Linked DNA regions of Homo sapiens: region 2 is linked to region 1. Evidence: read pairs that join two places in POLR2A ChIA-PET (ENCODE). Cell type or tissue: Caco-2. All regions are shown on one strand. Links, peaks and the distances in the headings refer to the core of each region. The heading gives the core; the rest is flanking DNA.

Evidence for each region. ChIA-PET counts read pairs that join two places held together with the same protein. Peaks named below come from ENCODE experiments on the same cell type or tissue, not always from the same donor. Only the 100,000 strongest peaks of a DNase experiment are listed, where the experiment ranks them.
Region 2: POLR2A ChIA-PET joins it to region 1 with 7 read pairs; 4 of 35 experiments call an interaction of 5 or more read pairs at or near these places.

The regions. Positions count from the first base shown.
Region 1 is chr19:6,470,528-6,475,896 of GRCh38, reverse strand. DENND1C (DENN domain containing 1C) reads left to right here. Exons shown (of 23, transcript NM_024898.4): 11 at 1-60; 12 at 146-191; 13 at 312-413; 14 at 498-623; 15 at 2,904-3,008; 16 at 4,401-4,491; 17 at 4,592-4,632. Among named protein-coding and RNA genes, the nearest start is that of DENND1C, 8.6 kb to the left of the region's middle. RefSeq lists an enhancer at 1-302. In Caco-2, for the core only: no CTCF peak of the experiment used is centred there; DNase peaks (open chromatin) are centred at 86, 416, 2,066 and 3,026; H3K4me3 peaks cover 907 bases.
Region 2 is chr19:6,744,741-6,750,109 of GRCh38, reverse strand. It overlaps TRIP10 (thyroid hormone receptor interactor 10), which reads right to left. Exons shown (of 15, transcript NM_001288962.2): 9 at 5,116-5,310; 10 at 3,914-4,081; 11 at 3,549-3,658; 12 at 44-176. LOC124904623 (a long non-coding RNA gene) reads left to right here and starts at 1,523. Exons shown (of 2, transcript XR_007067109.1): 1 at 1,523-1,659; 2 at 1,754-1,946. RefSeq lists an enhancer at 3,867-4,367. In Caco-2, for the core only: no CTCF peak of the experiment used is centred there; no DNase peak of the experiment used is centred there.

The DNA.
Region 1 (5,369 bases), core at 50-5,049:
CATGCGCTGGGAGCACGTGCTGATCCCCACGCTGCCCCCACACCTGCTGGACTACTGCTGGTGAGCGAGGGCAGCTGGGAGGGGCAGGGCCTGTGGGCAGGCCCTGGGGGCGGTGCCTGCATGACCCCGTCCCCTCGGTCCGCAGCGCGCCCATGCCCTACCTCATTGGAGTGCACGCCAGTCTCGCCGAGGTGAGCGTGGATCTACCCAGACGACGGGGACGTGAGGGTTCCCCCTTCCTCTACATCCCCAGATGCCCTCCTCTGCCAAGGACTCCCGGGCTCTGAGCGGCCGACCCCGCTTTTCCGCAGAGAGTACGAGAAAAAGCCCTGGAGGACGTCGTGGTGCTGAACGTGGACGCCAATACCTTGGAGACGACCTTTAACGACGTGCAGGCGCTGCCTCCAGACGTGGTCAGTGTCGCCCCTCCCACCTTCCTGCCCCGGGAGGCGAGGGGCCCACACCTGCCCACTCAGGGCCACTCCCTTGTGCTTCAGGTGTCCCTGCTGAGGCTCCGGCTCAGGAAGGTCGCCCTGGCCCCCGGGGAAGGGGTGTCCCGTCTCTTCCTCAAAGCCCAGGCCCTGCTCTTCGGGGGGTACCGCGACGCACTCGTCTGCAGCCCGGTGAGCAGCGGGGACGCTGCGGGAGAGGTCTCGTGGGTTCCTGAATGAATCGCAATGTAACGATAGGTACAGTAGATGGCCGGACGCAGTGGCTCACGCCTGTAATCCCAACACTTTGGGATGCCGAGATGGGAGAATTGCTTGAGCCCAGAAGTTCAAGACCAGCCTGGGCAACACAGTGAGACCCCTCCCGTTTGTTGTTGTTGTTGTTTGTTTGTTTGTTTGTTTGTTTGTTTTTGAGACAGAGTTTCACTCTGTTCCCCAGGCTGGAGTGCCTCCCGGGTTCAAGCGATTCTCCTGCCTCAGACTCCCAAGTAGCTGGGACTGCAGGTGCGCACCACCATGCCCAGCTAATTTTTGTAGTTTTAGTAAAAACGGGGTTTCTCCATGTTGGCCAGGCTGGTCTCGAACTCCTGACCTCAGGTGATCTGCCCGCATCAGGCTCCTAAAGTTCTGGGATTACAAGTGTGAGCCACCATGCCCGGCCACCGTCTCTATATATTTTTTTAATTAAAAAATAATAATGATAGGTAGCATTAATGGAGTGCTTACTTTGTGCCTCTGTTTGCCCCTCTGTAAAATGGGACCCCAATAGTGCCACCCAAAAGGATATTAGAATCAGTGAATCAGCATTTTCCCAGCACTTTGAATCGTACCTGACATACAGCAAGCACTCAATAAATGCTAGCTCCTACCACTGCTATTATCTCATTTAATGCTCATAACATTTTGAGATGGATACTGTGATAGTCCCATTTTCCATATGAGGAAACCAAGGCTTTGGAGAAGTCCCACAGTGGGTGAATGTTGAAGCCGGGGCCTTGATCTCTGAAGCCCCCTCCCCTGTTTTTCACAACCAATCTGTAAAATCATTGGGGGGTTCTAGTATCACTTGAGCATCTGACGTTTTTGTCATCTCTGCATCCTGAATCTGCACACAGACCACCCACTTCCTCTGTCTCCACCCTGGCCTGGACCCTCTCATTGTTTGCCTAAAATTAATGCACTGATCTCTCCCAAAAACTGGGACTCCCCCGCAAGCAGTCTTCTTCTTCTTCTTTTTTTTTTTTTTTTCTCTTGAGACAGAGTCTTGCTCTCTTGCCCAGGCTGGAGTGCAGTGGCACAATCTCGGCTCACTGCAACCTCCACCTCCTGGGTTCAAGCAATTCTCCTGCCTCAGCCTCCTGAATAGCTGGGATTACAGGCATGCACCACCACAATGGCTAATTTTTTGTATTTTTAGTACAGATGGGGTTTCACCATGTTAGCCAGGCTGGTCTCAAACTCCAGACCTCAGGTGATCCATCCATCTCCTCTTCCCAGAGTGCTGAAATTACAGGTGTGATCCACCGCGCCCGGCCTCCTGCAAGCAGCCCTCTGCTTTATCTCCCAGAGTCTGTCCTCCCTGCAGTGGCCAGAGGTCACCTGTGAACACCCGAGTCAGATCATTTCCCTCCCCCCACCCCCCCGCCCACACCCCTCCCGGGCTTCCACCTTACTCGAGATAAATGCTTAAATCAGCCGGGTCGGTGACTCACACTTTTGAGAGGCCAAGGTGTGTGGATTGCTTGAGCCCAGGAGTTTGGACCAGCCTGGGAAACACAGTGAGACCCTGTCTCTACAAAAACTACAAAAATTAGCTGGGCGCAGTGGCGTGCACCTGTGGTCCCAGCTACTTGAGAGGCTGAGGTGGGAGGATCGCTTGAGCTCAGGAGGCAGAGGTTGCAGTGAACCAAGATCACACCACTGCACTCCAGCACGGGTGACAGAGTGAGACCCTGACTCAAAAAAAGAAATGAAAAAAAAAAAAAAAAAAACCAGGGCTGGGCGCGGTGGCTCACACCTGTAATCCCAGCACTTTGGGAGGCCGAGGTGGGTGGATCACGAGGTCAAGAGATGGAGACCAACCTGGCCAACATGGTGAAACCCAGTCTCTACTAAAAATACAAAAATTAGCTGGACATGGTGGCACGTGCCTGTAGTCCCAGCTACTCAAGAGGCTGAGGCAGGAGAATCGCTTGAACCCTGGAGGCAGAGGTTGCAGTGAGCTGAGATCACGCCACTGCATTCCAGCCTGGCGACAGAGCGAGACTCCGTCTCAAAAAACAAAACAAACAAACAAACAAAAAACAGCTTAAGTCCTCCCTGCCATCCATGAGGCCCCACACAGGATCAGACACACAGCAAGTGCCTAATCAATGTTTGCTACATAAATATATAGTAGAATGAGGGAGGGCCAGGAGCACCCCAGGGAGCTCAGAACTCCAACGCTTCTTCCAGGGCCAGCCAGTGACCTTCAGTGAGGAAGTCTTCTTGGCCCAGAAGCCTGGGGCACCTCTGCAGGCCTTCCACCGGCGGGCTGTGCACCTGCAGCTGTTCAAACAGGTATGCCAGAGCCCTGAGGGTCCAGCTGGGACTGGAGGTGGACTGCTGAGTCCCCGAGGGCTTGTCTGAACTGGCAGGGTTGAGGGCAGACTCCTGGGTCCCTGAGGGTATAGCTGGAGACAGTCCAGCAGGATCCCCTACTCCAGGGTTCCCAAGTGGGGAAGGACTGAACTCCTGGATTCCTAAAGATGGGAGCCCCCGGCTGGGCACAGTGGCTCATGCCTGTAATCCCAGCACTTTGGGAGGCCGAGGCAGGCGGATCACGAGTTCAGGAGTTCAAGACCAGCCCTACCAATATGGTGAAACCCCATCTCTACTAAAAATACGAAAATTAGCTGGGCGTGGTGGCGTGCGCCTATAATCCCAGCTACTCAGGAGGCTGAGGCAGGAGAATCGTTTGAACCCGGGAGGCAGACGTTGCAGTGAGCTGAGATCACACCACTGCACTCCAGCCTGGATAATAGAGCGAGACTCCGTCTCAAACAAAACAAAACAAAACAAAAACATGGGAGCCCCCAACTCCTGGGTTCCTGGGGGACAAGACCTACTCCTAGGTCCCTGAGGGAAATCAGGGTGGGACCAAATTCGCAGGTCCCTAAGCAGGTGTCTTTCTGGGACTGGGGTGGCGGTCCAAGCTGGACTCCAGAGGGGATGGGTCCTGACTGTGAAATCCCAGGATTTCCTGAGTCCTAGGGATATGGGTGGGGGGGCGGGGTGGCACATAGGGCTGGACTTCTAGGCCCCTGGGAGAAGGTAGCTTGGACCACAAGATCCCTAAAGATGGGGTCCACCTACTCTTGATTCAATGAGAGCGGGTGGGTAGTTCTAGAGGGGGCAGAAATCAATTTCTGGGTCCCTGAAAGGGGCAGGGCTTGGTCCCTGGGGACAGGTCCTGACTCGGGGAGGGAGGAGAAGGTAGGATCTCTGGTTTCTAAAGTGGGCTCCGGGCCGGGGACAGTGGCTTACGCCTGTAATCCCAGCATTTTGGGAGCCCAAGGCAGACGGATCACCTGAGGTCAGGAGTTCGAAACCAGCCTGGCCAACATGGGGAAACCCTGTCTCTACAAACAATATAAAAGTTAGCTGGGCATGGTGGTGCATGCCTGTAATCCCAGCTACTTGGGAGGCTGAGGCAGGAGAATCACTTAAACCCGGGAAGCGGAGGTTGCAGCGAGCCGAGATCACGCCACTGCACTCCAGCCTGGGTGCCAGAGCAACTCCATCTCAAAAAATAAAAATAAAAAATAAAGTGGGCTCCAGTTTCCCAGGTGCTTGGGGGTGGGCAGGTTGGAGGCCAGAGATGGCTTCTACATCTTGACAGCAGGCAGGCTTCGAAGTGCTGGCATTCAGATGTGTCTCCTGCTGTTTCTGATTTACTGTCCCCCACCCCAGTTCATCGAAGCCCGGCTGGAGAAGCTCAACAAGGGGGAGGGCTTCTCAGATCAATTCGAGCAGGAGATCACTGGCTGCGGGGCCTCCTCAGGTGAGCCCTGAGTCCAGCCCCTGGGTCCCCCACTACCCGCCACCAGCACCCCCAGCCTCAGCCAGCCTTCGGTGACCACCACACTCTCTCCTTACCCCAGGGGCCCTTCGATCCTATCAGCTCTGGGCCGACAATCTAAAGGTAAGACCACCAGAACAATAGGCCGTGGGCGTTGGCTTAGGCCTGTAATCCCAACACATTAGGAGGTGGAGATAGAAGGATTGCTGCGACCAGAAGTTTGAGACCGGTTAGGGCAACGTGACGAAACCCCATCTCTACTGAAAAAAAAAAAATTCGCTAGGTGTAGCTGTAGTCCCAGCTACTCGGGAGGCTAAGGTGGAAGGATGGCTTGAGCCCCAGGAGGTGGAGGTTGTAGTGAGCCGAGATCATGCCACTGCACTCCAGCCTGGGTGACAGAGCAAGACCCTGTCTCAAAAACCACTTTGTTGCCTGGGCACGGTGGCTCATGCCTGTAATCCCAGCACTTTGGGAGGCTGAGGCAGGCGAATTGCCTGAGGTCAGGAGTTTGAGGCTGAGGCGGGCGGATCACAAGGTCAGGAGATCGAGACCATCCTGGCCAACATGGTGAAACTCTCTCTCTACTAAAAATACAAAAATTAGCCGGGTGTGGTGGCAGGCGCCTGTAGTCCCAGCTACTCGGGAAGCTGAGGCAGGAGAATCGCTTGAACCAGGGAGGTGGAGGTTGCAGTGAGCCGAGATGGCACCACTACATTCCAGCCTGGGTAACAGAGCAAGACTGCATCTCAGCAAAAAAAAAAAAAAAACAAAAAAAAACTGTTCTTTGAGACTCCATCTCAAAAAAAACAAAAACAAAAACAAAACACTTAAGTGTGTCTCATTGGATTAATTTAACTCCG
Region 2 (5,369 bases), core at 245-5,244, 270 kb before region 1:
CCAGGCCCGCTGGCTCCCGCCCCTCCCCAGGGTCTTTCCTGACCTCATACTTCTGCACTTCCAATTTCAGCCGTTCAATGTTGCTCAGGGTTTCAGCGATCTGGGGCTCCAAGCTGGCGGGGTCCCCCATCTGAGGTGTCTTCTCATAGACATCCTTCATTTTCTTTAGGGCTTCCCTATGACAAGGGAGACAGGATAGACAGGAAAACATACTTCCGTGTGAGTTTTTTTGTTGCTGTTGTTTTGTTTTGTTTGAGTCAGGGTCTCATTCTGACTCTTTCCCCAGGCTGGTGTGCAGTGGTGCAATCATGGCTCACTGCAACCTTAACCTCCCGGGCTCAAGTGATACTCCTGCCTCAGCCTCCTGAGTAACTGGGACTATAGACCCGCATCACCACACTCGCCTGATTTTTCAAAAATTTTTAGTAGAGATGGGGTCTGGCTATGTTGCCCAGGCTGAGTTCAAGGGATCCTCCTGGCTCAGCCTCCCAAAGTGCTGGGATTACAGGCATGAGCCACAGCACCGGGCTCCATGTGATTTAACAAGCAAAAAACAGGGGTTTTGCATCAAGGAGCAAATAGCAAGGCAGGACAATGGTTAAGGATGCAAATACTAGTGCCCGACTGCCTGGGTTCGAATCTCAGTTTGAATATTTCCTAGCTGTGTGAGCTTGGCTTAAATCATTGAACCCCCACTGCTGTTTGCTTATTTTGGAAATGGAGATAATGATCCTAATATCTCATGTGGGTCACTGTGAGGATTAATACAATGCCTGATACCTAGTAAGTCCTCACTATTACTCATATACATATTGAGTACCTACTGCATACAGGTCCTATTCCAAGCATCAGAAATATAACACTGGGCTGGCCGTGGTGGCTCACATCTGTAATCCCAGCATTATTTTGGGAGGCTGAGGTGGAAGGATCACTTGAGGCCAGGAGTTCAAGACCAGCCTGGGCAATGGTGTGAGACTTTGTCTCTAGTAAAAAATCAAAATAATTTTTAAAAAATAAAAAAAGAAGGGGGGGCAGGGGAAAAAATAAATAAAGATAAATATAACACTAAACAAGACAGATCTTAAGTCTGCATACAATCTCTCAGGAAACCTTGAAAATTCGAATAAATCCATGTACACTGTTTCGAATAGTGCCTAGAATGCAGTAAGTGACTAATAAATACTGTTATCATTATCATCAGTTTCTCATCCCTGTCTCCCCTATGTCTATATATACAGGTAGTCACGACTATAATGGACCTTTGGAAAAGACCAGATCTGAGCTCAACTTCCTTCCAGTTATTTTTTATCTTTTTTTGAGACACAGTCTCACTCTGTCGCCCAGGCTGGAATGCAGTGGCGCAATCTCGGCTCACAGCAACCTGTGCCTCCCGGGATCAAGTGATTCTCGTGCCTCAGCCTCTGGAGTAGCTGGGACTACAGGCACACGCCACCACGCCTGGCTAATTTTTATATTTTTAGTAGAGACAGGATTTCCATATGTTGGCCAAGCTGGTCTCAAACTCGGTCTCAAGCCATCTGCCTGCCTCGGCCTCCCAAAGTGCTTGGATTACAGGCATAAACCACTGCACCCTGCCAACTTCATTCCAGTTCTAATACCTGATCCACTTTACAGATGAAGAAACTGAGGAATTAAAAGGTAAAACAGGCTGCCCAAGTCCTGAGATGAAGCTGGAAATCAAGTCCAGTTTGTCGTGACTCTAGAACATGCACCCTTAACCCCTCCACCGTAGAAACTCAGGAACTAGAGAGTTCTGAATGGAACTTTACACCAATAAAAGCCATTCTGTCCAAGAGGTTACATGCAAATGGCAAAATATAATTTGGCTGCCTGTTTGCAAGTGGCAAACATCATTCCTATTATGTAACAGAACTGGGAAGAGGATTTTGTTGCCTGGAAAGAGTGAGTAAAGATTTTTTTTTTAATCTGCCAGATTTTTTTATTGTCAATATTTTAAGTGTTTGAGCTATTAAATAGATAACCATATGCTGCTTTTCTTTTAGCCAATTAATGTGGTGAACTAGATGGATACATTTTTTGATATTGAACTATCTTTGCATTATTGGGATAAAACCCAACCAATGGTGGATTTTTTTTTTTTTAGTTTTTAAAAAAATTTACTTGGGTTTTTCTTCTTCTTCTTCTAAGAGATGGGGTTTTACTACGTTGCCCAGGCTGGCCTTGAACTCCTAGGCTCAAGTGAGTGATCCTTCTACCCAGCCTCCCAAAGTGCTGGGCTTATAGGCATGAGCCACTGTGCTCGGCTAATGTATTATTATTATTATTATTATTATTTGAGGTAGAGACTCGCTGTGTTACCCAGGCTGGAGTGCAGTGGTGCAGTCTTGACTCACTGCAACCTCCGCCTCCCAGGTTCAAGCGATTCTCCCACCTCAGCCTCCCGAGTAGCTGGAATTACAGGCGCGTGCCACAATGCCCAGCTAGTTTTTGTATTTTTAGTAGAGACGGGGTTTCACCATGTTGGTCAGGCTGGTCTCGAACTCCTGACCTCACGTGATCTGCCCTCCTTGGCCTCCCAAAGTGATGTATTATTTTTTAAACACTGGATTTGCTTGGCTAGGATTTTGCCTCTATGATCATAAATAAGGTAAAATGAGCCCTTAATTTTATCTTATTGAATTCTTGGCCACAGATTTGGGAATCAGGATTCTTCAGCCTAAAGAGGTTGACAGCTTTCACACTTTTTCTGTTTGCTGGAATGACTTGTATAAGACAAGAAGTAACTGTTTCTTTTTTTCTTTTTGAGACAGGGTCTCACTCTGACACCCAGGCTGAAGTGCAAGTGGTGCAGTCACAGCTCACTGTAGTCTCCATTTCCCAGGCTTAAGCCATCCTCCCACCTCAGCCTCCCAAGTGGCTGGGACTACAGACACAAACCACCACACCCAGCTAATTTTTTTATTTTTGCTAGAAATGGGGTCTCACTCTGTTGCCCAGGCAGGTCTCAAACTCCTAGGCTCAGATGATCCTCCTGCCTCAACCTCCCAAAATGCTGGGATTGCAGGCACAGGCCACTGCACCTGGCCAAGAAGTAACTAAGTGTGGTAGGAATCACCTGTAAAACCGTCGGGGCCTTGGGATTATTGGGGAGATCTTTGAGTACCATTTAAATGTCATTCATTTACAGACCCGGGCAGTGGCTCATGCCTATAATCCCAGCACTATGGGAGGCTGAGGCAGGCAGATCAACTGAGGCCAGGAGTTCAAGACAGCCTGGCTAATATGGGGAAACCCCGCCTCTACTAAAAATATAAAAATTAGCTGGTGCATGCCTGTGGTCCTAGCTAATCGGCAGGCTGAGGCACAAGAATTGCTTGAACCTGGGATGTGGCGATTGCAGTGAGCTAAGATCACAGCACTGCACTCCAGCCTGGACGACAGACTAAGACCCTGTCACAAAATAAAATATAATAAAATAAATAAAATAAAATAATAAACAAATAAGTGAAGTTCATTTACTATTTTATCATGTTCCTTGCCTGTCCTTCCCTACCCCACCACCTTACCTCTGGTCAACCTCCTTCTGAAGTTCACGACTGCGTTCTTCCAACTGCTGTTGAAGCCGTTTTCGCTGCTGCTCTGGGGGCAAGTGGCTAAAATCCTCGGTCACCACTGTCTGCAAGGTGGGTAGAGGGCTGAATTTGGGATCAAGGAGTCTAGCCTGCCAGACTCTGCACCCGTCTGAGATATTTCACTCCCTTCCCCAGCCATGGTTCTTGACAGCGAAGCCATGCACAGAGCAAAGCAGGTCTGGGTTGGGCAACCAGGGAAGAGGGGCCCAGCCAGCGGCAGGAAGCGAGCCCAGGGTCCCGCCACCCGCCGCTGGGCAGGCTAGGGCCACCACCTCCTCCTGCCCCGAGGCCTCACTTACCCCACGGCTGCCTCGAAGGCTGCGGAAGGATGCTAGCCTCGGTTTGACCGACTTACTGATCTCGCTCAGTATGGCCAAGGGGTCACGGCCGGAGCGGGGGGACGGGGGTCCGTTAGGCAATGCCGAGGGTACGGGGCCCCCCAGGGGGGAGAGGGGTGGGGGGCGAGGCTACCGGCGGGGGCCGGGGAGGGGGATAGGTTGAAGGGGTGGGGGGGCATAGGAGGATGTAGAGAGTGAGGACGAATGGACGGAGGGATGGACGCACGGATGGACGGATGGACGCAAAAAAAGGAAAAAGGAAAAACAAAATGGAGAAAGAAAAAAAACGGTAAGAAAACCACAACTCAAGATGCACAACCACACAGAGAAAACGCATGCAGGAGCGACACAAAAAAATCTGGAAGGTGGCGGGGAGGATGTTGAACTGTAAGCCCGAAAGCCAGAACTCTCACTCCCCCGGTATCTCCTAGGTCTCTGGAATGTTATGTCCGGGAGCAAGCATGGGTCCAGGAGGCAGGGAGGCCCATGTCTCTCTGTCCACTTAGCTTTCTGGGCTGACAGTCTAGAAGACGCATGCAGGAATCAAGGTCTCAGACAGGTAAGAGGCCACAGAGGACAAAAATAAATAAACAAAAATAAAACCACAAGCCGAGAGGGAGTGGAAGGCAGGAAAATGAGAGGGGTTAGGGGCATCAGAAGTTTAAGCTCGGGGATCACAGGTGTTAAGTCAAGGAGAGGTATGAGAGTGTAAGTGAAGAGGGACCCAAAGTATAAATCAAAGGTATAAACCAAGGGTGCTAAGGTATATTAAAATCCAAAAACCCAAGAAAGCAAGACATGCAGGGCGGCTCCCAGAGTCCCATCAGCAGGATGGAGAGAGAAACTCGGGGAGTCCCCAGGGATGGTGTCACCAGCCCTCAGGCCAGCCCTGAATTCCACCAGCAGGTTTTCTCCCAGCATCCCGAGAAGCAGCAGACAAACGCCACGGACCTCCCCACCTCCCCACCCTGCCCCCGCCTTCGCCTCGGGGGACTCCCAGGCCAATCGGCCGCCTTCCTTCCCTCCAGTCCGGGCTGGCAGCCAAGAGGAAAATTCCTGCCCGAGACTCGGCGTTCAGGCGGCTGGGGCTGACTCAATAGGGGCCCCACTGTCCCCACTTCACTGTCCTTCTCCCCCACCATCCCAAGGGTCCCGGCCCCCACCTTGTTCTTCTTGCCAAAAGGCCAGCGCTTGGTGCGGCTGCGACCCGGGCCTCGGAGTTCAGGCCGTCCATCCGAGGGGGTGCCCAGACTGCTGTCGGAGGGTGCACGGTTCATGGGCTGGCTGAAGTCCTCGAATTCCACGTCGCCCGGGCGGGCAAAACCTGACTTGTGCAGCTCTATAAGGACGTGGGAGTCCTGGGGGAGGGGGACAGTGGATGAGCAGTCGAGTGCCTAGCCTATGGGTACCTCCCTCT